5 separate regions of the Homo sapiens genome follow, and regions 1, 2, 3 and 5 are each linked to region 4. Evidence: chromatin loops called from intact Hi-C (ENCODE). Cell type or tissue: PC-9. All regions are shown on one strand.

Region 1 (5,000 bases), 250 kb before region 4:
AGGCTGGTTTGGAACTCCTGATCTCAAGTGATCCGCCCCCCTCGGCCTCCCAAAGTGCAGAGATTACAGGCGTGAGCCACTGCGCCCAGCCACAAGTTACATTTGACTGTCAATGTGTTTCTATTTAAATGTATTTGTATTGCCTTTAGGTGGGTCGCACGGTCTCCTGTCGGTACAGTCGCCACCACTCCCTTCTGTGCTACATCTGGCTTGTTTCCTTCATCTACCAGCCCGGCTCTTGGAAACCTTTGGGTTTGATCCCCCAAGACCTCCTGAGGGCTCTCTCGATTTCCACGCAGGGCTTCCACACTCAGCCCCGTGACCCCTGTCTTGCCCCCCGTTAGCCACGCAGATCCACGGCCTTGCCGGTAGCCTGAGGACACCGTGGCTCCGCATTCTCTTTCTGCACATGCGCGAATGTTGAGCCCGCCCTCCGCCAAGCACTGCCTTGTCCTCACCCCAGTGTTAGTTTCGTTATTCTCTTGTGTGTGCATCTGGGAGACAGGATTAACAAGCAATATCCTATGGAAAGTTGTGGTTTCACAGCATATGGGTAGATGGGTTTCACCAACTTTTAGAGTTGATCTTTATACAGTGTTGCACATTAGCATTTATACATTGTTTCTAAGGAGAATATGTCCAAATTCCAAACAACTGAATTCTGAATGAATCTGATGACCGAATCCTTTTATAACTTGAGAACTCTGCCCTTGTGTGGTCTTGATGGGACTTCAGAGCTGCAAGCGTCCCTTGGTTGGGAGGGAGGATCGAAGTTCTAGTGTGTGGTGAAAAGCTCATGGACTTTGGAAACATACAGACTTAGATTTAAATCCTGACTCCTAATAACTGTGACTTTGAGCACGTTACCTAAACTCTGTGAAGTATGTTTCTTTATCTATAAAATGAGAAGATAATCTTTCTTAGAGTGTCGATATAAGATTCAATGAAAGTGTATACCTTCATCTCTTAGAGTGGCTAGGACGTAGTAAACACTCATAAATAATTATTATATTTGTTATAAGGAAGACAGGACAATCGATAAATAATATTTGTTAAATTTTTAAAATAACTCTTGCTTATGTAAAAGTTCAACATAAAAGTAACAATTTTTTTTTTTTTTTTTGAGACTGAATCTTGTTCTATCGCCCAGGCTGGAGTGCAGTGGCGCAATCTCGGCTCACTGCAACCTATGCCATCCAGGCTCAAGCGATTCTCGTGCCTCAGCCTCCCTAGTAGCTGGGACTACAGGCACGCATTGCCACACCCGGCTAATTTTTGTATTTTTAGTAGAGATGGGGTTTCACCATGTTGGCAAGGCTGGTCTCGAGCTCCTGACCTCAAGTGATCCGCCCGCCTCAGCCTCCCAAAGTGCTGTGATTACAGGCATGAGCCACTGCACCCGGCCAAAACTAACAATTTTTATTATGGAAAACTAGGGGAAAGAAGAAACTTAAAATAAGGAAAATAGAAATCAACCAAAATTTTACTTCAATGAAAACATTTATTAACATTTTGGCATATTTTTCCTTCCAATGTTTTACTATGTATATGTAGTTTACACAATTGGGATTAGGCTAGATATAATGCTGGATATAATCCAATATTTTTCACTTAAAACATAATTTTTCTCAGTAAAAATTCGTCACAAATGCTAGTTCTAAAGAATTTACAGTTTAAAGGAATTTTTAAACTTCAATAATTTAATTATCCATTTCTTAAATGCTGAACATTTTGCTTACTTCTATATTTTTGCTCTCATGAAAAAATACTTTCATATAAAATCCTCAAAATTATATTTTTATCTATATTTGTGTTTATTTACTTAAGATGGTTTCTTAGGAGTTTTGCCAAGTAAAGGGTGTGTACATTTTTAATCCTCTTGCAACACTCAGCGGGGCAGCCCGTCAGAAATGCTATAGCAGCCAAGGTGCAGTGGCTCGCGTCTGTAGTCCCAGCACTTTGGGAGGACGAGGCAGGCGGATCATGAAGTCAGGAGTTCAAGACCAGCCTGGCCACCATGGTGAAACCCCGTCTCTACTAAAAATACAAAAATTAGCCAGACGTGGTGGCGGGGCGCCTGTAATCCCAGCTACTCAGGAAGCTGAGGCAGGAGAATCACTTGAACCGGGAGGCGGAGGTTGCAGTGAGCCGAGATCGCGCCACTGCACTCCAGCCTGGGTGACAGAGCAAGACTCTATCTCAAAAAAAAAAGAAAAGAAAGAGAGAGAAAGAGAAGAAAGAAAGAGAGAGAGAGAGAGAAGAAAGAAAGAAAGAAAAAAAAGAGAGAGAGGGAGGGAGGAAGGAAGGAAGGAAGGAAGGAAGGAAGGAAGGAAGGAAGGAAGGAAGGAAGGAAGGAGAAAGAAATGCTATAGCAACTTCTACTCGAGATGGTTTAAAATTCATGTTATTGCCTTCCTGCTCACTCCTATGAGGAGTCCAAGTCAGGACTACATTGCCAGAGTGTTCTGCTCTGTTACTTGGGAGAATGGACAGTGCCTGAGGGCCGTTCAATACGCACTTCCTAACAGTGCCCCAGTTTCCTTTTAGTGAATTGTCTCTGCCCCTTGTGTAGTCTTGATGGGATTTCAGAGTTGCAAAGGTCCCTTGGGTTGGGGAGAGGATGACAAGCAGTGTGGCCAGCGGAGAAGCCAGCAGCAGGAGCACCAGCATCCAGCAAGGCTCGGCCCCGGCTGCCAGGCGGAGAAAGGGCAGGCCCTGTGCTCTGCACTCCTGGAGCAGGGTCTGAGACCCCTCTATGCAGAAGGCTCACCCTTAGCCTGAGGGCCTTCCTCTGCATGGGGCGAGCCAGTGCTGGAGTCTTTGGATAATCCCTTGGTCCTCCCTTTCCTTCCCTTAATCTCAAATCCGGCACGGAGAAGGCACTTCACCCCAGAGAAGGTGACCAGCGCATGTCTGTCGAAATGGCCACGGAGGGTAACCGACAAGGCTTTAAGATGCGCCGTATAACTATCTCCTTTGGCTTTATTCCCCAAAAAAGCCCGGGGAAAAAATCACCTGGGATGAGGCTGGAGCGATCCTTTCTTATGCTGGACTCATACTGCCATCTAGTGGTGGGAGAAGGAAGCTGGGAAGGGACGGGACACCGGGCAGCGGGCGGTTAGAGCAAGATGAACCTGCAGTCCAGGAGGCCAAGGTCAGGCGACACTGGGAACCGCCCAGGGGGCACTTCAGAATTTTGGGAGGCATATGAAGGAGGCAAGGGGAGGAATTATGCTCAACAATAATTATAGCTGTTTTTTTGCCGGGCGCCGTGGCTCATGCCTGTAATTCCAACACTTTGGGAAGCCGAGGAGGGCAGATCACCTAAGGTCAGTAGTTCGAGACCAGCCTGACCAACATGGAGAAACCCTGTCTCCACCAAAAATACAAAATTAGCTGGGCGTGGCAGCGCGCGCCTGCAATCCCAGCTATTCGGGAGGCTGAGACAAGAGAGAATCGCTTGAACCCGGGAGGCGGAGGTTGCAGTGAGCCAAGATTGCACCATTGCACTCCAGCCTGGACAACAAGAGCCTCTGTCTCAAAAAAAAAAAAAAAAAAAAAAAAAAAAGAGAGAGAGAGAGAGAGAGAAGAGAGAATAATTACAGCTGTTTCTTGAGCACTTACTACCTGGCAAAGACTATACAAAGTGCCTCTCATGCTTTCAATCTTTCAGTCCCCCCAGCAGTCCCCAGTGAGGATGGGGAGACCAAGCCTAGAAATCAAGTAACTTGACCAAGTTCACACAACTTGTCAGTGGCAGAGGCAATCAAATCCAGGATTATCTGACTTTGTAGCTTGAATTTCTAGGGTCATTTCTGGAATCACGGAGAGAGATCTTCTGCATCCTTTCTATTCCATCGCCCACACCCCCAACCCTAATCTACTCCTGGACAACAAAGGGTGCTCTTGTTCACTGAGATGCACGGCCCTATTTCCACCTTCTGTGCCTCTCTTGGGTCCCCAAGTCTCTACCTGAACAACTGCAAAGGGAATCCTTTCCCTCCTTTGGCCTGGAGACTGTTGGGCAGGACTGGGAGAGGATAGTGGGTGGAATCTTTTGTCCACTGTCAACAAATATTAAAATGTCTCAGACTAGTTGGAAGTTATTTTCCCTTCTTTGTTATGTGAGATTGAGGTCCCTAAAGTGCACAGTCTCATTTCAGATCAGCCACTGCAAAGTTTGGTTCTAAATCCTGGAAGGACTTCTCATGCTTTCCAGGAACAATTGTTGGGACTGATCCATGACAGCCCTGGCCTGTCTCAGTCTTCTTTTTTTTCTTTTCTTTCTTCCTTTTTTTTTTTTAAGAGATGAGGAAGTCCGGGCATCGTGGCTCATGCCTGTAATCCCAACACTTTGGGAGGCTGAGGCAGGCAGATAGCTTGAGGCCAGAAGTTTGGGACCATCACTTGAGGCCAGAAGTTTGAGACCAGACAGCTAAGCCCTGTCTCTACAAAAATACAAAAAGAATTAGCCGGGCATGGTACTATGTGCCTGTAGTCCCAGCTACTCAGGAGGTGGAGGCAGGAGGATCACTTGAGCTCAGAAGTTTTAGGCTGCAGTGAGCCATGATTGCACTACTGCACTCCAGCCTGGGTGACAGTGTGAGACCCTGTCTCAAAAAAAAAAAAAAAGAGAGAGAGACAAGGAAGGTCTCACTCTGTCTAGAATGCAGTGGCATGATCACAGGTCACTGAAGCCTCAAATTTCTGAGCTCAAGAGATCCTCCTGCCTCAACTTCCCAAGTAGCTGGGACTACAGGCACACACTACTATGCCTGGTTAAGTTTTGTTATTTTTTTTAGAAACTGGGTCTTGCTATGTTGCCCAGTCTGGTCTCAAATTCCTGGCCTCAAGCAATCCTCCCACCTTGGCCTCCCAAAGCGCTGGGATTGCAGGTGTGAGTCACCATGCCCAGCCATCCCGGTCTTAAAGAACCAACCTGCCATCCCAGCAAACACACAAAAAGTCCAGGGACCCTTGGGCCTATAGTCACTCTCCAC
Region 2 (5,000 bases), 180 kb before region 4:
TCGGGGCTATGATGATCGGGACTACTATAGCAGATCATACAGGTAAGTTATGAGGTAGAAAGGTCAACGTCTGAATCTCAGTACAGTGTACAGAGCAGCACTATGCTTAAGTTTTAGCCTTTGTTAAAAGCTTTGCTTTAGTACTTTTACTCGAGAAATGCAGAGTAGAAAGTTAAATCAGATTCTAAGGTTCTGTGTCTTAATCAATTTAATGTGTAACTGGATTTCTGTTCAAATATTCTAGAATATAAATGGGATTTAAATGATAACTTGGAATATTAATAATAAAATGTGTTTTATTTTTAAACATTGAATGAGGCCAGGCGCAGTAGCTCACGCCTGTAATCCCAACACTTCAGGAGGCCAAGGCAGGCAGATCACCTGAGATCCAGCCTGGCCAACATGGTGAACCCCGTCTCTACCAGAAATAAAAATTTAGCCGGTTGTGGTGGTGCACGCCTGTAGTCCCAGCTACTGGCAGGTGAATTGCTTGAACCCGGCAGGCAGAGGTTGCAGTGAATTTAGATTGCACCACTGCACTCCACTGTAGGCAACAGAGCGAGAGACTCAAAAAAAAAAATAAATAAATGAATACATAGTGAAAGCAAAATTATAGGCTGAGGCAGGGGAATTGCTTGAGCCCGGGAATTTGAGACCAGCCTGAGCAGCATAGGGAACCTCCACAAAAAATGAGGCAGGAAGCCGGGGAGGTTGAAGCTGCAGTGAGCCAAGTACGCTCCCACCTGAGTCTCCTCCCCCAGAGCAAGACCCCACCTTAAAAGAAAAAATTATAGCCTCTGTCTTAGCCTTTTAAAAGCAAATTTATAATGGCTTATAAAAGCAAATTTCATAAGCCATTTTGGAAAGCCAACACTTTTCAGGCAGTTTCTTGTAATCTCTTAATGCATGCATCGTACACTGAGGGCAGGTAAAATGGATGCCTTGAAAGAGTCCAGAGAATAATTTTAAAGATGTTAATTTAGTATGACAAGGGTATGTGGCTTTTTATTTTTGCCAAAAATTTGGTATTTCGGGGTTTGGGTAGGGAAATGTCAATCATAGTTTAAAAATAAAGATATCTTTGAGAATACTTCCAAAGATAAAAATGAAGTAAAATTGTGACATTTTGGTCCTCCCTTGTCAAAATGTGTAATTTGACAAGTCAAATAATGTAGTTAGTAAGTATTGACCACAGTTGTCATTGATAATGGTATTGAGGTATATGGATGTCTATTTTGTGCATTATTTGGCAATGTTTAAGAAGTTAACAGTTGTCAGTCATTGTCTGAAAGTGAGTCTGTAAGTGTATTGTTCAGCATTTTATCACCCATGAAAACCCTTTTTTTATTTAAAGCATCACTCTATTGAATGGTACTAAAGGTACAAATTTGTTGGGGCTGAGATTTTTTTCTTAGTTTGATTTTTTTTTTTAAGAGCATTTACTTAGGAATGTTCTGTGTTCTAATACTACTTATTTCAGCCACCAGAGAGAACCCTATGCCAGTTTCTAAAAAGGGTGGCAAATCACTTGACCTGCAAGAAACATCTCATTCATGCTCTATGAAAGTTTTTATTTTACTAAATGAATGACATAATTTTTTAAAACTTACAAACTGAATGCGTGTTGTGTTGCCTTTCTGTCTTCACAGAGGAGGAGGTGGAGGAGGAGGAGGATGGAGAGCTGCCCAAGACAGGGATCAGATTTATAGGTATGCCAGGAGAGGACTTAGCATCTGTACAACAGTATAAAGCTTCACATAAAGATGTTTGCCTAGTAATGTTTTGGTAAATTATAAGTGGAATACCCAAAATCAGACTGTTTGAAGCTCATGAAAATATTCTAACGGAAACTAAATGTATAAAGTCTTTGTATATTTATAAAAATTAATTGGTTTTGCAATAGATTATTTAGTGATACCATTTTATACCGTGATGAGGTACAGTGATGTTAGTCACTGATAACTCATTTTTTTTGTCATTATGTTCTTGTATTACATTTTCCTTGCTTTTTAAAAGTAAGCATCTCAAATAGCACAAGAACATTCAAGCCAGCCTTTTTAACACAAAGCTAAATCCTGAAGCACTTGTGAAATTAGTTTTGGGTGTTCAAGAGGGTGCTGTTGGGATTATTTAATGGTATGGGAATTTTCTCATTTTTATTTTTAATTTTTGGAGACAGAGTGTTGCTCTGTTGCCTAGGCTGGAGTACAGTGGAGCAATTTGAGCTCACTGCAGTCTCTGCATCCCGAGTAGCTGGGATTACAAGCATGCACCACCGCACAGAGCTAATTTTTTTTTTTTAGTAGAGACAGGTTTTCACCATGTTGGTCAGGCTGGTCAAACTCCTGGCCTCAAGTGATCCTCCTGCCTTGGCCTCCCAAAGTGCTGGGATTATAGGCGTTGAGCCACCGCACCCAGCCAGGAATTTTCTTTTACAAAACTCTCTTAACATAGTTCACAAAATTTAAAAAGTAAGTAGATTAAAATATAGCAAGGATTATTTGACCTTAAAGTTATTAAGAGTGCTTATTTGACACTTGGGCCTGATAATGTGCTTCATTCTCAAGATTTAAACAGACCTTGAAGGTTCATGCAGCTTTCCTTTTTTGGGGAACTGATGAAAGGGCAGTATATATAGTCATAAATTTATATGTTTGGTCTAATTGTGATCTATTGAGACTTAGACAATCTTGACATTTGTTTATAGAAGGCGGTCACCTTCTCCTTACTATAGTCGTGGAGGATACAGATCACGTTCCAGATCTCGATCATACTCACCTCGTAAGTTTTTATCTTAATATGATTGTTTATATTGTAGTATGGCTTGCTCTGATGACAGTGTATTCCCTTTATCAGATAATGGATTGGTTTCAGGTAGTTTCATACCTAATGATTCTCCACACATCCTGAACATTTTTTGGTTCAAGAAAGTTTGTGGAAACAACCCTTAGAATCCTATTATTTTTTAAGAAGGAAAAATTGGACAGCCTCCTGAGCCAGAGTAGGCTCGGAGACTCCTGTTGTTTCTAACTGAAATAGTAAATAATGTATTTCCACCATTTACCCAGAGTAGGCTCAGAGACTCCTGTTGTTTCTAATTGAAACAGTAAATAATGTATTTCCACCATTTAGTAGCTTTTCAAGAGTCCTTAAAAATTTTTGGACAGCACAGAAACATGGATTACTTAGCCCTTTAGTTCTCAGATTGAGTTATATACTTCCCAGCAATTTCTGTTATTTAAGATTGCTATCTCATTTCTGGTGTAATACTTACATGGAAGTCTTTCTCTATTTGGGGGTGGTGGGGTTCTGGCACATAGGAATTTCTTAATGGCAGAATATTCTGAAATTCTCGGCATTAAAGTATACTTGATAATTAGTTCACTTAATATTAAAGCATGTTCATTCTTTTCTTCCCAGGTCGCTATTAAAGCATGAAGACTTTCTGAAACCTGCCCTAGAGCTGGGATATTGTTTGTGGGCAATATTTTTTATTGTCTCTTGTTTAAAAAGTGAACAGTGCCTAGTGAAGTTAGGTGACTTTTACACCTTTTACGATGACTACTTTTGGTGGAGTTGAAATGCTGTTTTCATTCTGCATTTGTGTAGTTTGGTGCTTTGTTCCAAGTTAAGTGTTTTCAGAAAAGTATGTTTTGCATGTATTTTTTTACAGTCTAAATTTTGACTGCTGAGAAGTTTCTATTGTACAAAACTTCATTTAAAAGGTTTTTCTACTGAATCCAGGGTATTCTGAAGATCGAAGCCTGTGTAAAATGCTACCAAATGGCAAAAAGCAACAATAAACAGTTTGATTTTTACTTTTCTTTCTAACATATCAATGCTTAGCAGAACTATTCAGATTGTCAGTAGTAAATTTAAAGACAAATGCCCGTTTTCCTCCAGTCCATGAAACATACCATACTTATATACCTGCAACTAAGTGTTTAAAATTATGCTCTGTAACTCTGTACTGCTAGTATTAGAACTAAAAATCTTAAAATACAGCCAGTGCTTAATGCTTATATCAATGTGGATTTGTCGGCTTTTATGTAATCTGTAATATGTATAGCAGGAAATACGAAGAGTTACACAGTGTATGCCTTAAAAGGCTGTTTCTTAAAGGTGTTACAAGGGGATAATGGTATTTCAACTAGTTATCAGCAAGTGACAATACATTCCACCACAAATACACTCTTGTTCTTCTAGCTTTTAGACTATATGAAAAAACCGGGTGCTTCAAAGTACATGATAAGGGAACACTATACCTGTCATGGATGAACTGAAGACTTTGCCTGTTCATTTTTTAAATATTATTTTCAGGTCCTTTGCTTACCAAAGGAGGCCCAATTTCACTCAAATGTTTTGAGAACTGTGTTTAAATAAACGCAAATGAAAAGAAAAATGTTGGTGCAGCTGTTCACAAAGAAGTGTTCTTGTTCTATTATAATTAGAGTTCTTCTGTAGTTTAATCGTTAGGGCAGTGTGTTCCTTGGGCTGAGGTGTATCTTTGCTATTTTGGGCTGGGTTGAGGGGGGGATGAATTTCTGTATTCCTGGAAAATTCAGAGTGCATAACTAGGTATTAGAGTGATCTCCATTTGGGGATGGAGTTACAGTAAATAACTAGACTGCGGGTACTTTAATACATGTTCTTATTATTTTGCATTTAAGTAATTTTCATGACCAATTGTAGGGATGTTGCTACAGGTGGGTTATTTTGTTGCCTTGCTAACCTTTATCGCATCTAGGTATTAGTATGTTTCAGGTACTTTGGGAAGAACTTTACATATAATCTTTAGCAATGAAATGATGTAGAGTAACTTACCTTAGTTCAAATAGCTGTTTAAGTGGCAATGCCACGATCTGAATTGAACCTAGGTGATCTTAGTCCACAGTTCTCTTGATCATGATGTCTCAAATCTGGGTACCTGGGTGATGGAAAATACCAGTAATGGAGCATAGGCAGTATTGGCAGGTCTTAATTTGTAAAACTTACTGTCC
Region 3 (5,000 bases), 230 kb before region 4:
AGGTGGTATTAGCTGTCTACAAGGTTTGAAAAATTAATCAGATTTGAAAGATGGTTCTGTTTAAAGGTGGAACATGGAGAGAAGGCAAATGGAGTGTGGAAAAAGCTTCTAAGAGGGAGAATGGAAAAAATCAGAGAGATTTAGAAGACAGAATTAATAGAGTGACTGGCCACTCCCAAAAATCTTATCCAACTGCCTACCCAGTCTCTGGATGCCTAGTTGGCAACTCAAGTTTAATGAGACCAATTCAAGTTTAAGGAGTTCCTGACCTCCTCCTCCCCACTGTCTCCCATATTTCAGTGAATCTCAACTTTATTCTTCCAGTTACTCAAGCCATAAAACTTCAGAGTCATTTTCAACTCTTCCCTTCTTACCCCTGATATCTGGTCCACCAACAAATCCTGCCAACACAACTTTTAAAACCTCCACAGAATCTGACCACTCTCCACAATCTCATTGCTACCACCCTGGTCTAAGCTACTATCATCTCGCCTATTTTATGACAACCACCTCCTAACAGGTCTTCCTGCTTCAGCCCTTATCCCCTATAGTCCCTTCACAAAGCATAAGCTAAAATGATCCTTTTAACACCAAAGTCATGTGATTCCTCTGCTCAAAATCCTTCAGTGTCTGGTATGCTGTTGCAATCCTGCAGTCCCAGCTACTTGGGAGGCTGAGGTGGGAAGATCACTTGAGCCCAGGAGTTTGAGGCTGTGTACTATGATGGCTCCTGGGATGGAGAGTCACTACCCTCCAGCCCAGGCAACACAGTGAGACCCTGTAGCTAAACACAAACACACTGAAAAAACCAAACCCTTCGATCACTTTTCTCTTTCAGGAAAAGCCAACATCTTTACCATCACCCTAACGCTTAATAGAGTCATCCCCCGCTCCATTGCCTCTTCTTCTCCTTTTAATATCATACTTGACTGTTGATTTTTGAGAATTTATTTCACTCTGCTTCCTGCTTTAGCCCTTGACTTCCTCCAGACAAATTCCTGTTCTCATAGAGCTTATATTCTAGTGTGGAAAGACAGGCAGAAATAGAAGAATTGAAGTAAGGAAGGGAGCCAGACATGGGCAGGGTGGAAGCAGAGTTGCAATTTCAAATATAGAGGTCTGGAAAGTCCCCATGGAAAAGGTAACATCTAAGCAGAGACCTGAATGGCATGAGGGGGAAAGCAGTGGGTAACTGTGTTAGTTCTTTCTCACACTGCTGTGAAGAAATACCCAACACTGGGTAATTTATAAAGAAAAGAGGTTTAATTGACTCACAGTTTCACATGGCTAGGGAGGTCTCAGGAAACTTACAATCATGGCGGGAGACACCACTTCACAGGGTGGCAGCAGAGAAAATGAGGGCCCAGTGAAGGGGGAAGCCGCTTGTAAAACCACCAGATCTCATGAGAACGAACTCACTATTGATACGAACAGGAGACAGGGAAATACTGGGTAGAAGAGGGTGGTTCCTGGCAAAGGCCCCACCCTTAAGCCTGGATACCTGCTGCCCTAAGTAATAGGCATTCCTGTTTTTGCACCCCAAAAGTTGCCTTCTGGCCTGCCACCACCCCTATCCTGTATCCATATAAGCCCCAAACCCCAGGCTCCAGAAGCAGACTAGGAGACAAGGAGACAAACAGATGGCAGAATGGTGCAGCAGAGGAGAGAAGAGAAGGAACGTCAGGAGGAGTTTGGCTGAGGATGTTCGGAGAATCAGCCACTGGACAGCCAAACTCCAGGGCAAGATCATATTTCTACTCCATCCCCTGTCTAGCTCCCCAACCATCCCACTGAGAGCCACTTCCACCACTCAATAAAACCCCTGCATTCATCCTTCAAGTCCATGTGTGACCTGATTCTTCTGGGATGCTGGATGAGGGCTTGGGATACAGAAAGTTGTCACACTAGCCCCCTCCTTTTGCAAAAAGGCAGAGGGTTCACTGAGCTGGTTAACCCTTAAGCCATCTGTGGATGGCAAGGCTAAAAGAGTGCACTGTAACACATGCACACTTGGGCTTTGAAAGTTACAGACACCCACCCCTAGATGCTGCCATAGGGCTGGAGCCCAAAAGCACTTGCCCCAGTTCCTGCACCTACCGGTATGCATGCTCCCCATCTCTTAAAGAGTTTGAGCTTGCAGTGGCAGAACAGAGAGCCACACCCCTGTGGCACACCCTGTGGTGGGGGACCAGGACCAGGGAACTCTCTCTTTTCACTATCATGAGAACAGGCTGGGGGAACCGCCCCCAGCATTCATTTATCTCCACCTGGTCACTCGTATGACATGTAGGGATTGTGGGAACTACAATTCAAGATGAGATTTGGGTGGGGACACAGTCAAATTATATCAGTAACAGAGGGAGATCATTCTAGGTTGAAGAAGCAGCCAATACAAAGGCCAGAGCCTTTGTATTTGTGGGATTGTTTTGGAGGAACAGCAAGAAAGCCAGGGTAATGAAGCGGAGTGAGAGGAGGGTGGCAGGAAGAGAGTTCTGACACAACATTTCCAAGGCCCTGTTGCAGGGCATTAGCAGGACTTTGCACTTTACTGGGAGTGCCATGGGGCTGGGATCTTTTAGAGGGTTTTGAGCAGAGGCCTGACATGATCTGACAGTTTCAAATGGATCCTTGGGAGGCTGAAATGAGAATAGATTGAAGGAGAAAAACCTGATTTGATTTATATTGTGCAAAGATGGCTCTGACTGTTGAGGAACAAACTGTAAGGGAGCCAGGAATGCAAACTTCCCACACACTCCATCCTTGCAGACTCCCTGGAAGATTGGTCAGGCATTGGATATTCACTACAAACCCCCAGGCCCCTCACACTTGTACCTTTTGCTTATTAGGAAGTGAGTGGAGAGAAGACTTCAGAGTATAGCTTATGTTGAAATGAGACTTATACCAACCAGTTAGCCCCATGACTGGGAAAGGGAGATTACGTCAGTGTCCTTGTCCTGCTGAGATCAAGTTACAAATCAAATCATGCCACCCCTTTACCACATCAAGAACTAAAGCAATAGGATACTTTAAAAAATTTCTTCCAAAGAGCTCTTTGTTCAGCCCACACTTGCAGGCTCTAAAGTTACAAACAGGAAGACAGGAGAGTGAGCAAAGTCAGCATGCCCTAAAAATTAAAGACTTTTTACCTGTTGCTCCAAACACTGTAATTACTTTCTTGCTGGCCATGTTATCAGGAAAAGAGAGAGTCAGTGGAGTAACAGAACTTTCCCTGGAGCAGCGACACCAGCCGAAATGCTGTGTTTCTTCTCTGGTGAGAATTATAAACCCATTCCAATTACCACGCCTTTTATTGTGCCCCTCCTTGTTCCTGTTACCACTAGTCCACTTACTCACTGTGACACTGCAATTTTCAATTTTCTTTTTTTCTTTTTCTTTTCTTCTTCTTTTTTTTTTTTTTTTTTTTTTTGAGATGGAGTTTTGTTCTTGTTACCCAGGCTTGAGTGCAATGTCACAGTCACAGCTCACTGCAATCTCCACCCACTGGGTTCAAAGGATTCTCCTGCCTCAGCCTTCCAAGTAGCTGGGATTACAGGCACGTGCCACTATGCCTGGCTAATTTTTTTTTTTTTTTTTTTTTTTTGTATTTTTAGTAGAGACGAGGGGATTTCACCATGTTGGCCAGGCTGGTCTCGAACTCCTGACCTCAGGTGGTCCGCCCACCTTGGCCTCCCAAAATGCTGGGATTACAGGCATGAGCCACTGCACTCAGCCAACACTGCTGTTTTCTTTCTTTCTTTCTTTCTTTCTTTCTTTTTAATGGAGTTTCACTCTTGTTGCCCAAACTGGAGTGCAGTGGCGCAATCTCAACTCACCGCAACCTCTGCCTCCCGGGTTCAAGCAATTCTCCTGCCTCAGCCTCCCAAGTAGCTGGGATTACAGGCATGCACTATCACACCCAGCTAATTTTGTATTTTTAGTAGAAGTGGGGTTTCACCATGTTGTTCAGGCTGGTCTCGAACTCCCAACCTCAGGTGATCCACCCACCTCGGCCTCCCAAAGTGCTGGGATTACAGGCATGAACCACTGCACCTGGGCTGACACTGCAATTTTCTAAATGAAGACTGATTCACTCACATATTTATTTGTTCAGCAAATGTGCATTGAGTGCCTTTGGTATACAAGGCATTGAACTAGATGTCCTGGTGATGTGGCTCTTGTAAGGGGGCTAAGCTCATAAATAAATAAAACTGTAGTACAGGGCAATGGCAAAGGAAACTCAAGGGACCTAAGTCATGGAGGAGAAGCACAAAACCCAGAATTAGGGAAGGTTTTCTCAGAGGAGATAATGCTGCAGTTGGCCTGAAGACCCAACATGAGTCATTTATTCAGGGAGTGTAGGGAGAGAAACCATCGCAGGCAGGAAAAACTTCACACAGCCAAGCCCAAAGGCAGGGCAATGATCCCACAGGGTCATGATGGCTGCAGCAATGCTATGTGAGCAGCAGGAAATAAGACGGAAGGAGAGCAAAGGCCCAGAACACAAAGGGCATGCTAGGCATGGTGAGGAGCTTGGCTTATCCCAACAGCCACAGCAGTATTATGAGATCTTCTGGCAGCAGAGTAGTGGCTGGGTTGAAATAAGACAATGCTGGAAGCAGGGACAGTCCTAAGCTTATCCTGAAGAAATGACATAGGTGAGAAACACTAAAGGCTTGAACAGAGGCAGCGTCAGGAGTTGTATTGTGTCCTCCCTCCACCAACAAAATCCATGGTGAAGTCCTCATCCCCAGTACCTCAGAATGTGACCTCATTTGGAGATAGGGTTCTTTTTTTTTTTTTTTTTTTGAGACAGAGTCTTGCTCTGTTGCCCAGGCTGGAGTGCAGTGGTGCAATTTTGGCTCACTGCAACCTCTGCCTCCCAGGTTCAAGTGATTCTCCTGCTTCAGCCTCCCAAGCAGCTGGGCATACAGGTGTGCACCACCACACCTGGCTAATTTTTTGCATTTTTGATAGAGACAGGGTTTCACCATGTTGGCCAG
Region 4 (5,000 bases):
CACAGTTTTGCGTATCAGGGTCAAAAGGAAAACTCTTGTTACAATCTGTGGAAGCCAAATTCAGGCATGTCCCCAACATTGTGCAGTCCGACATCGCAGAGACTGCCCGTGAAGCCTAACTTGAAACCCTAAGTGTTGAGCTCATTAACTCTGCCATCAGATGACTGATTCCCCACCTGCATGGTGTCCCCTGCTGGGAATTTCAGGTTGTGAGCAAGATGCAGAGATGTTCTCTTATTGTTTAATTCACGGCCACATTGGGTAAGCAAGTGGGCCTATTCCAGTGGAGGAAATGTCATCCCCAAGATGTTGCCATCGCATGGGTAGGGAATGATGGTGCACATATTGTGTGTGTGAAGCCATGTCCCCAAGAAGGGGAGCCGAACCCATGGCAGTGTCAAAATCTGAGGTCAAAGCTGTAAAAAGTGTTCACCTTGGATTGAGATGTGGCCATGGAATTATCTCTACCCCATAGGAGTTAGGCAACAGAGATGTCCTTCAAACTAAATCAGAATTTAGAGGGCAGTCTTAAAAGGAGGAGTGTGGTGTTTGGAATGGAAGGGTTTGTTGGGGCCCTTGGAAGGAGCTGGAAGGCACTCAGACCCTGTGAAAGAGTGGCCCCCCCACCTCCGAGTCCCCGTGACCTTGGCCCAGTACCCCCTTAGACCTAGAGGTGCCAAGGCAGCTTCAACCAGGTGCAGGAGCTGCTGGCCTTAAGGATCTGATGGATTTGATCCAACAAACTGGACTGAAACGGTGATCTGGGGGACCCCTTGGGGCCTGTGACACTACCACTAAGAAAAAACTCTGAGAGGGAGGGTGGATTCCTTCTGGTTAGCCTTACTGGAGTGGTCCAGCATTCTGTGAAATCAGAGCTGAGCTAGGACTTGAGATAACAAAGTGTATGCATATAGTTTATAAACTAATCTTCTCCCCCGTTTTCTGTGGTCTTCTTTGGTGTCACTATCCCACCCCCCATTCATTCACTCATTCAACAAACTTAATGAGCTCCACTTCTGTGGCTAGTTAGGAGTCCATGCTGTTAAGGATATGAATTAAGATCATGGTGATGGAAATGAAAAGGTATATTTTTAGAAATATTTAAGAGTTATGGATGTGGGATTAGGAGATGCTATTTAGTGGCAGAGCTGTAAGTACAGCCTGGGTCTTCAGGTTCCTGGGGTAAGGAGCCTTCCCCTCTGCTGTGTAAAGCTTATTATCTCCTCCCGGAGGAACTCTGTAATTTAGCTCTTTTTTCTTGACCAAGGACTTGGCATGAGACTGACCATCGATAATGCCAAACACTGTCATAAAAGCAAAGATATGAGAGCTTTGTTCTTAGCTATTTATATTTATGCTGTAAATCCTTTAAGATAGACATAATTGCTGTGCACATAGATTAAGGGATGTAAGGCCAGGCACAGTGGCTCATGCCTGTAATCCCAGCACTTTGGGAGGCCGAGGCAGGTGGATCACCTGAAGTCAGGAGTTCAAGACCAGCCTGGCCAACACAGCGAAACCCCATCTCTACTAAAAATACAAAAATTAGCCTGGTGTGGTGGCTAATGCCTGTAGTCCCAGCTACTCGGGAGGCTGAGGGACGAGAATCACTTGAACCCGGAAGGCGGAGGTTGCAGTGAGCTGAGTTCATGCCGCTGCACTCCAGCCTGGGCGACAGAGCGAGACTTGGTCTCAAAAAAAAAAAAAAAAGGATTTAAATGTATTTTCAAGCATTGATATTGTCATAAAATGTAATTCACTGATAAAATGCACATAAAATTAATATATTTTCTTTAGTCTGTAACATTAATAATCTCATCTGCCTTTTAGAGTAAGGACTGCCTTTTGTAGCTTGAGCACTTATGTGTGCTTTCATGTTACAACGCTGTCTTCGCTATTACAGTGTGAGGGAGCTGCTGCTCTTATCTCCACTCTGCAGAGGGGAGATTGAGGCACGTCGGAGTTGAGTAATTGGCCAAGGTCAAATGGTAAGTGGGAAAACCTGGATTTGAACCCAGGCAGCCTGGCATCCAACTCCAAAATCCTTGACCTCTATACTCTAGTGTTTCTGACAGGAGGAGGGTTTTGGAGTTAGGTTTTAGCCTGAGTCTCATAAGATCTGTCCAAAGAAAGTTGAGCTTACAATTAATTTCCCTGCTGTAAGCAGGAAAATTAAAATTATTTTTTTCCACGTTACTGCTGCCTTAAATACTGTAGACAAGTTTCAGCGTACTTCTCACTTCATTGGAAACCTATAAAGATAATTGCCAGGTGCTAACACACACTTGTTAAAAACCAGCTTTCACTCGTTTTTAACAATGCAAAAGTGAGCAGTTTCTCATCTGCCCAGTGTATGATTCTTTGCTCAGAAGAAGTAGAATGGATGAACAGAGACGCTGAACGATTGTGGAATTTTTGATTATGCTTTAATAGGGAGGTAAGGAAAATGTATACAGGATTTGGGAACTAGACAACGTGAGTTTGCATTTGGGCTCTAGCATTATGATCTCTCTGACCTTGGGCAAGTCACTTCACCTCTGAGTGTGTTTCCTCTTCTATAAAATGGGGTTGATAAGTTGCCCAACCCGCCCTCACAGAGCTGTTGTTGGAATTGAATGAGATAAAGTATGTGAACACGTTTCACCTATGTAACTATGTGCAGATGCTCATTACTGCCATGGCTAGGGAGAGAGGTGCCGGAGCAGAGGTGAGCAGCTGCCTAGAGGAACTTGAGCAGGTTTCCCTGGGTTACTGTATTCCTAAGGAAATGTGCACCCTCTTGTGGCGAAGTAAGGGGGTTAAGGGTTCTTGTGAAAAATACTTCAGTGTTGTTACTGTGGGATTTTTTTGGTCACCAGAAATACTTTCCCAGTAATGAATGTACACACTCTTTCTAAACAAATCCTTAAATTGCAAGGTGAGTGAATTATTTAGTCCTTACCCAGTTTTTAATTTTTCTTCATGTCTTTCCTGTTCCATTCATAGAGAGACTTGCTAAACTTTTCATTTTCCTAAACTACTGTTTGTTTGTTTTTAATGTGCTTGTTGCATTTACTTTATTTTTGGCTCTAATTTATTTATTTATTATTATTATTATTATTGAGGCGGAGTTTCGCTCTTGTTGCCCAGGCTGGAGTGCAATGGTGCAATCTTGGCTCACCACAACCTCCGCCTCCCGGGTTCAAGCGATTCTCCTTCCTCACCCTCCTGAGTAGCTGGGATTACAGGCATGCGCCACCACACCCAGCTAGTTTTGTATTTTTAGTAGACATGGGGTTTCTCCATGTTGGTCAGGCTGGTCTCGAACTCCCGACCTCAGGTGATCCGCCTGCCTCGGCCTCCCAAAGTGTTGGGATTACAGGCGTGAGCCACCGCGCCCAGTCTGGCTCTGATTTATTATCTGTTAAATTTTAAACACATAGGGCTTTCTTTGTCTGCCTTTGCTAACATAGGACTTCTGGTGCTTAGCATCTAGTAAATGCTCAGTAAATGATGATGAGTGGGTACTGACAGTCTTAACCATTCCTCAGTTTCCTTCTCCCTTTGACTGTGGAGCACCCTCTTTTCCTTGGGATCAAGCTTCCTGAAATATACGGAAATGGATTGAGAAAATATGGCTTATCAATCACTTTACATTTTCTCAGGTTCCTCTTTAGTAAAATAAGAATGAGAATAGATGATTTCCAAGATTCTTACTTTGTAGGGACAAGGGAATCAGATGATTGTGTTCTTTGGCAGAGCCTAGTCTGTGAAATGTCTTATGACTATCAGCTTTATTGTATCCTCCCCTAGTTCCTAGATGAATAGGGTGGGGAAGCAGGAGAATGCAGTATAGTGGAAGGAAGGGAAGTGGGGTGATGAACAACAGGATAAGAGAACATTGTGGTGGGCAGGTTGGGGGAGGGATTAACAGGACAGTAGCAACATTCCAGAAAGAAGCTGTAACATCCTGAGGTATGTGAACATTTTTCAAAACGTATACACATGGTATTATCTGTGAGGCCTACAGGGGATTATCTAACTCAACATCCTTTATTCCCACACATTGCTTACATTAAATTTGGGGAAAAAATATTTTCTCTAATTGAGTTATGAAGTCCTTGGTCATGTAGCAGTTCAAGCTACAGCAGTGACTTTATAATTGTCTTCATATACTCTTCATTTTATTAAAAATTTCTCTTTCCAACCTGGTTGCTTAAAAGCATTGTTTTGATTTTAGAGAGCTTGAGACATGGGTCTTGCAGAAGGAGGCCAGCCGTCTCCCTAGGGAGGGTCCTTGTAGTATGTTGGGGGCTGGGCAAGGGGTGCTTGCCTTAGAGGGTTTTGAAGTCCCAGATTTGGATCTCAGTTTTACAGTTTCAGGTTTCACACCAGTCTTAACTATATCAAGACTTGCTAGTGAGTCAAAATGTCAGTTGTTTATCATACTGAGAAATACTAAAAATCCTGTACTGTTTCTCCCAGCTGGTCAACATAGTCTTCCCTGGAGAAGCCACATTGCTGCTGAAAGATTGGTTGGTGCATGTTAGGGAGTTGCTTGGTTTTATTAATCCAACAGATCTTTTCTGAGTTTCGCTCTGCATGCCAAGTACTGAGGAAGGTACCAGGATTAAGAAAAAATTCTAGCTTTCAAGGCCTCACACTCCCAATAGAGAAAAAGCCACATAAACAAACATCAGAGCCATGTGCTTAGTGTATAGAAAAGGGATATACAGGGTTCCCGGGGGCAGAGAGGAGAGGCTGGCACTATATGTTTTGAAGGAGGGTTGGAGTTTCCCAGATGGACCAGAGAGAACAACGAGTGCACAAGACTAGAGGCAGGAGCTGAACGTGCTCCGGAAACCACAAGAAGTCCGGAATGATCTTTTTTTTTTTTGAGACGGAGTCTCGCTCTGTCGCCCAGGCTGGAGTGCAGTGGCATGATCTCAGCTCACTGCAAACTCTGCCTCCCGGATTCACGCCATTCTCCTGCCTCAGCCTCCTGAGTAGCTGGGACTACA
Region 5 (5,000 bases), 62 kb before region 4:
CACTGTGCCCGGCCTGCAGCTTCTTTCTCCTAAATGTTGAGTAAAGAAAAACTTAGAGCCAGGCACAGTGGCTCACGCCTGTAATCTCAGCACTTTGGGAGGCTGAGGCGGGAAGATCACTTGAGCCTAGGAATTCGAGACCAGCCTGGACAACATGGTGAAACCCGTTGCTACAAAAAATACAAGAATTAGCCAGGCGTGGTGGTGTGTGCCTGTAGTCTCAGCTACTTGTAAGGCTAAGGTGGGAGGGTTGCTTGAGCCTGGGAGCCAAGACCGCACCACTGCATTCCATCCAGCCTGGATGACAGAGTAAGATTCTGTCTCAAAAAAAAAAAAGAAAAAAAGAAAAAAGAAAAACTTAGTTATATTTTGCTTACTCAGGGTTTTCTTGAACAGGTACTGTCTGCTTCTTATGATGTTGCATTAATAAAAAACTCCCTCGTAAAAGCAGGTGTTTTAAAGCAAATGGTGTTTTCCCACAGGAAAAATGTTATATTTGGGTGTTAACGTCCTGATCAAGGCCTTGGCATCAAATAAATCATGAATGGGACCAATAATGTGTCATAAAATCAACAATACAATAATTACAAACCTCCATAGTCATTTAAAATAATATACTCCAAGTCCAATAAAATTGGCATGAATGTTGTGTAAGAAAAATTCATGTGGTCATAGAAACACAGTTTCCTGAATCTATTATGTAATAAATATTAACACTATTTGTACTCGTAGAATTTGGAGAGGAAAGATCTGGATAGCCTAAGTCTCTAAAAATGTTGAAGGAAGTCTTTAGTGGATGCCTTTTTCCACTGTAGATTTCCTGGGAGTAAACCTGGAGGTGAATAAAACACCGGGGCCCAGTCACTGTCTGTCATTATTGGAGGTGGTGAGAATGTGGGCGTGTTTTTCCCTGAAAAGCAATTTTTTTTTCTCTTGAGGCAGAGTCTTGCTCTTCTGCCCAGGAGTGCAGTGGCGCAATCTCAGCTCACTGCAACATCCATGTCCTGGGTTCAAGCGATTCTCTTGCCTCAACCTCATGAGTAGCTGGGATTACAGGTGGGCACCACCACCCCTGGCTAATTTTATATTCTTAATAGAGATGGGATTTCACCATGTTGGCCAGGCTGGTCTCGAACTCCTGACCTCAGGTGATCCACCTGCCTCGGCCTCCCAAAGTGTTGAGATTACAGGCATGAGCCACCACGCCCGGCTTTTTTTTTTTTTTTTTTTTTTTAAGAGACAGGGTCTCACTCTGTCACTCAGGCTGGAGTGATCTTGGCTTACCGGAGCCTTGACCTCGCCAGGCTCACGTGGTTCTCCCACCTCAGCCTCCTCAGTAGCTAGGACTACAGGCATGCACCTCCACGCTTGGCTAATTTTTTTGTTTTTTTTGTAGAGAGAGAGTTTTGCCATGTTGCCAGGCTGGTCTCGAACTCCTGGGCCCAGCTGATCCGCCTGCATTGGCCTCCCACAGTGCTGGGATTACAGGCATGAGCCACTGCTCCTGGCCTGTGAAAAGCATTTTTAAGTGAAGGGACTGATGCACAGTTTCTCCTTGAGTTTCTTCAAAGCTCTGCCTGTCAGCTGAAATAAAGGTGAAAGAGTGAAGCCAGCAAACTCTGCTCTTAACTGAAAAACCAGGCATTAGTTGTTAGATCATTAGTCCTGCTTTCTAGGAGAGGATCTTCAGATGTTCTCTTTGGGGTGTCCAAATTAGCATAGGCTTGTAAGAGTGTAAACAAATGATATGGCCAAAAGAGTACCGGACATGGGATCAGAAGACCTGGTCCAGCCTAGCTGTACTCCTTACTGCTTGTGTGGCTCTGGATAGGACACTCCTGAGCGTCCACCTCACTTTCCTACATTGTGAGCACAAACACACCTACCTGGAAGAATTGTAAGGGCTGAGTAGGTTCATGTGTATCATTGTACCCAGCATAGGAAGCTTTTTATAAGTAGTTGAAATAATTGATTGGTGAAGTGAACATAGAGAATTCTGTCTCTTATCCTTCTTGTCCCTGGAGTAGAAAGCCTGCTTTTGGTAGATACCTAAGCAGAAATAGTTCTGGGGAAGTGGGGAGAAACAGGGTGGGGCAGTGCGTTTCTCACTTTGCAGATCTTCCTGGGAGGCCTGAGAGTGGATGGGGTTTGGAGTGTGTTGTTGGTTTCGTACCTGGAATCTGATGTGCATTTTGACTCAGAATGCATTGTCAGGAATCTTGATGACAACGGTATGTTGCTCAGTAACTGAAAGATTGTTTGAACCAAACTATTGTAGCAAAATTTTCTTGGCAGGTATGCCCTGTTGATACTGAGCCCAGTGTGCATTGATAGTTTTATAGTGACTACTACAAAGTAAACAGAAGTTCACAGTGACTCAGAGTAAACCGTGACTCAGAGTATACAGGTACTACACTCTGGACATCCTAAAGCAATTAACAAATAAATGTGCTGGTAGGAAAATTGTTGTCTATTGTATTACCTTAGTCTCTCTCTCTTTTTTTTTTTTTTTTTCCTAGCTCAGGAATTGTTCTTGTCCCTGGAATTTTTTTTTTTTTTTTTTTTTTGAGACGGAATGTCACTCTGTCACCCAGGCTGGAGTGCAGTGGTGTGATCTCTGCTCACTACAACCTCTGCCTCTCGGGAGTTCAAGTGATTCTCCTACCTCAGGCCCCTGAGTAGCTGGGATTACAGGCGTATGCCACCATGACCAGCTAATTTTTGTATTTTCAGTGGAGACAGGGTTTCACCATGTTTGCCAGGCTGGTCTCAAACTCCTGACCTCAAGTGATCCGCCCTCCTCGTCCTCCCAAAGTACTGGGATTACAGGCGTGAGCCACCATGCCCCGCCTATCCCTGGAGCTCTTATTTCAAGAATACACTAGATTCTATAGCCAGAAATGGTTAAGTTCTAATATGCAAACTGGATCTAAGGAAAAGAAAAAATGATTAAAAGACATAGTAATCCTTTAAATAAGTTTTTTCATGGAACCCACAGAATCCATAGACCTTAGGGATTATCTATTCCACTCTCCCCTGCCTGTGGAAATTCATACTCGGACATCAAAAAGTATGTCCTGTGTTAATGTTGGATATTACTAGAAAGTTATCCTCCTCAGTGCTGTGTTTTTTCCTCTACATCATACAATCTCTAAAAATTTTTTCATATAGTTTGTTGTGTTGAAGTAAAGCTAAGTTTAAGAACAAAACAGTATTTTTCATTTTCTTTTTTCTTTTCTTTTTTTTGAGACAGAGTCTCTCTCTGTTGCCCAGCCTGGAGTGTAGTGGTGTGGTCTCATCTCACTGCACCCTCCACCTGCTGGGTTCATGCAGTTCTCCTGTCTCAGCCTCCCTAGTAGTTGGGACTACAGGCTGGGACTGCGCCACCACACCCAGCTAATTTTTGTATTTTTAGTAGATACAGGGTTTCACCATATTGGTCAGGCTGGTCTCGAACTCCTGACCTCAGGTGATCCACATGCTTTGGCCTCCCAAATTGCTGGGATTACAGACTGACCCACTGCTTCTGGCTTCATTTTCTTAAAGAATTCACCAACCCAGATGATTTTGTCTCCTCTTTGTCTCTTTCAAGACACATTTGAAAATAGCACTGATACATTGTGAGATCCAGCAATTTCACTGCCAGGTGTGTGCCCAAAAGAATTGAAAGCAGGGACTAGAACAGATATTTGTACACCCATGTTAAAGCAGTATTGTTTGCATTGGTCAACATGTGGAAGTGGCCCGAGTGTCCATTGCCAGGTGCCTGGAGAAACAAATGTGGTATGGACATACAGTGGAATATTTTCAGCCTTAAGGGAGAAGGGAATTTTGACACATGTTACCACATGGATGAGCCATGAAGACATTTTGCTAATGAAATAAGTCACAAGAGGATAAGCACTATATGATCCCACTTATAGAAGATAACTGGAGGCTGGGCGTGGTGGCTCATGCCTGTAATCCCAGCACTTTGGGAGGCCGAGGTGGGTGGATCACGAGGTCAGGAGATCGAGACCATCCTGGCTAACATGGTGAAACCTCGTCTCTACTAAAAATACAAAAAAGTAGCCGGGCGAGGTGGTGGGCGCCTGTAGTTCCAGCAAGTCAGGAGGCTGAGGCAAGAGAATGGCATGAACCCGGGAGGTGGAGCTTGCAGTGAGCAGAGAGAGCGCCACTGCACTCCAGCCTGGGCGACAGAGTGAGACTCCGCCTCAAAAAAAAAAGAAAAGAAAAGATAACTGGAGTAGTCTAATTCATAGAAACAGAAAGTAAAATGGTAGTTGCCAGGGGCTAGAGAAGGGGGAGGATGGGGAGTTTCTGTTTTATGGGAACAGAGTTTCAGTTTGGCAAGATGAAAGAAGTTCTGGAGATGGATGGTGGTGATGGTTACACAATGGCATGAATGTACTTACCACCACTGAGCTGTTTACCTGAAAATTGTTAAAATAGTAAATTTTATGGGTTTTTTTTTTATCACAATGAAAAAAAAAGATGTGACCTCCAAATAAAGCCAATGTTTTGAAAGGCTTAAAAAGAAGCACTGTTGGGAAGGGAACTCTGGATGTGCATGGACACTTGAATGAGATGGTAAAGTCTAGGGTAAGGAATACTGGCCTGAGTCCTATCTCATCTGGTTCTGTCATTAACCAGCTCTGTGATCCCCCATTGGGCTGTTAGTTTTCTCATCAGTAATGCGAGGATGTAAGTTAGTTGATACTCAACCTTCCTGTCTGTTCTAGAATTCTGTGAGTCTATGATTAAGTCCTTAGCAAAGAAATATTTAGGAACAACTGCCTGTGTGAGGATAAGGAGCCAGACACACCTGTGATATGAGGGCAGCCCGGGTCTCTAGGATCTGCTCTGGGCCAGGTGTGGTGGCTCACACCTGTAATCCTAGCACTTTGGGAGGCCAAGCTGGGAGGATTGCTTGAGCTCAGGAGTTTGAGACCAGCCTTGGCAATGTAGTGAGACTCTACCTCTCCCAAAATATACATATA

What was found. A loop is a pair of places that touch in the nucleus more often than their neighbours do. Peaks named below come from ENCODE experiments on the same cell type or tissue, not always from the same donor. Only the 100,000 strongest peaks of a DNase experiment are listed, where the experiment ranks them.
Region 1: it touches region 4 in a loop (4-fold over the local background); 3 of 110 quality-filtered maps call a loop at or near these places.
Region 2: it touches region 4 in a loop (5-fold over the local background); 15 of 110 quality-filtered maps call a loop at or near these places.
Region 3: it touches region 4 in a loop (4-fold over the local background); 3 of 110 quality-filtered maps call a loop at or near these places.
Region 5: a loop joins it to region 4, with 2.9 times the contacts of the local background. A loop is called at or near these places in 3 of 110 quality-filtered maps.

The regions. Positions count from the first base shown.
Region 1 is chr3:185,981,766-185,986,765 of GRCh38, reverse strand. No RefSeq gene overlaps it. Among named protein-coding and RNA genes, the nearest start is that of TRA2B, 46 kb to the right of the region's middle. RefSeq lists an enhancer at 2,701-3,222. In PC-9, CTCF peaks have their summits at 2,851, 3,060 (motif pointing left) and 4,889; a DNase peak (open chromatin) is centred at 3,075.
Region 2 is chr3:185,916,146-185,921,145 of GRCh38, reverse strand. It overlaps TRA2B (transformer 2 beta homolog), which reads left to right. Exons shown (of 9, transcript NM_004593.3): 6 at 1-42; 7 at 1,650-1,709; 8 at 2,708-2,781; 9 at 3,421-5,000. The coding sequence ends at 3,431. Among named protein-coding and RNA genes, the nearest start is that of TRA2B, 19 kb to the left of the region's middle. In PC-9, no CTCF peak of the experiment used is centred here; no DNase peak of the experiment used is centred here.
Region 3 is chr3:185,958,225-185,963,224 of GRCh38, reverse strand. It overlaps the pseudogene NMRAL2P. Among named protein-coding and RNA genes, the nearest start is that of TRA2B, 23 kb to the right of the region's middle. In PC-9, no CTCF peak of the experiment used is centred here; DNase peaks (open chromatin) are centred at 2,254, 2,984 and 3,284; H3K4me3 peaks cover 4,106 bases; H3K27ac peaks cover 4,781 bases.
Region 4 is chr3:185,731,858-185,736,857 of GRCh38, reverse strand. All of the region lies in intron 2 of IGF2BP2 (insulin like growth factor 2 mRNA binding protein 2), which reads left to right. Among named protein-coding and RNA genes, the nearest start is that of IGF2BP2-AS1, 21 kb to the right of the region's middle. RefSeq lists a silencer at 2,804-2,853 and an enhancer at 4,536-5,000. In PC-9, CTCF peaks have their summits at 2,581 and 2,780 (motif pointing left); a DNase peak (open chromatin) is centred at 2,747; H3K27ac peaks cover 3,236 bases.
Region 5 is chr3:185,794,132-185,799,131 of GRCh38, reverse strand. All of the region lies in intron 2 of IGF2BP2 (insulin like growth factor 2 mRNA binding protein 2), which reads left to right. Among named protein-coding and RNA genes, the nearest start is that of IGF2BP2, 28 kb to the left of the region's middle. RefSeq lists enhancers at 1-163, 551-3,835. In PC-9, no CTCF peak of the experiment used is centred here; DNase peaks (open chromatin) are centred at 601, 2,321 and 4,301; H3K4me3 peaks cover 488 bases; H3K27ac peaks cover 3,963 bases.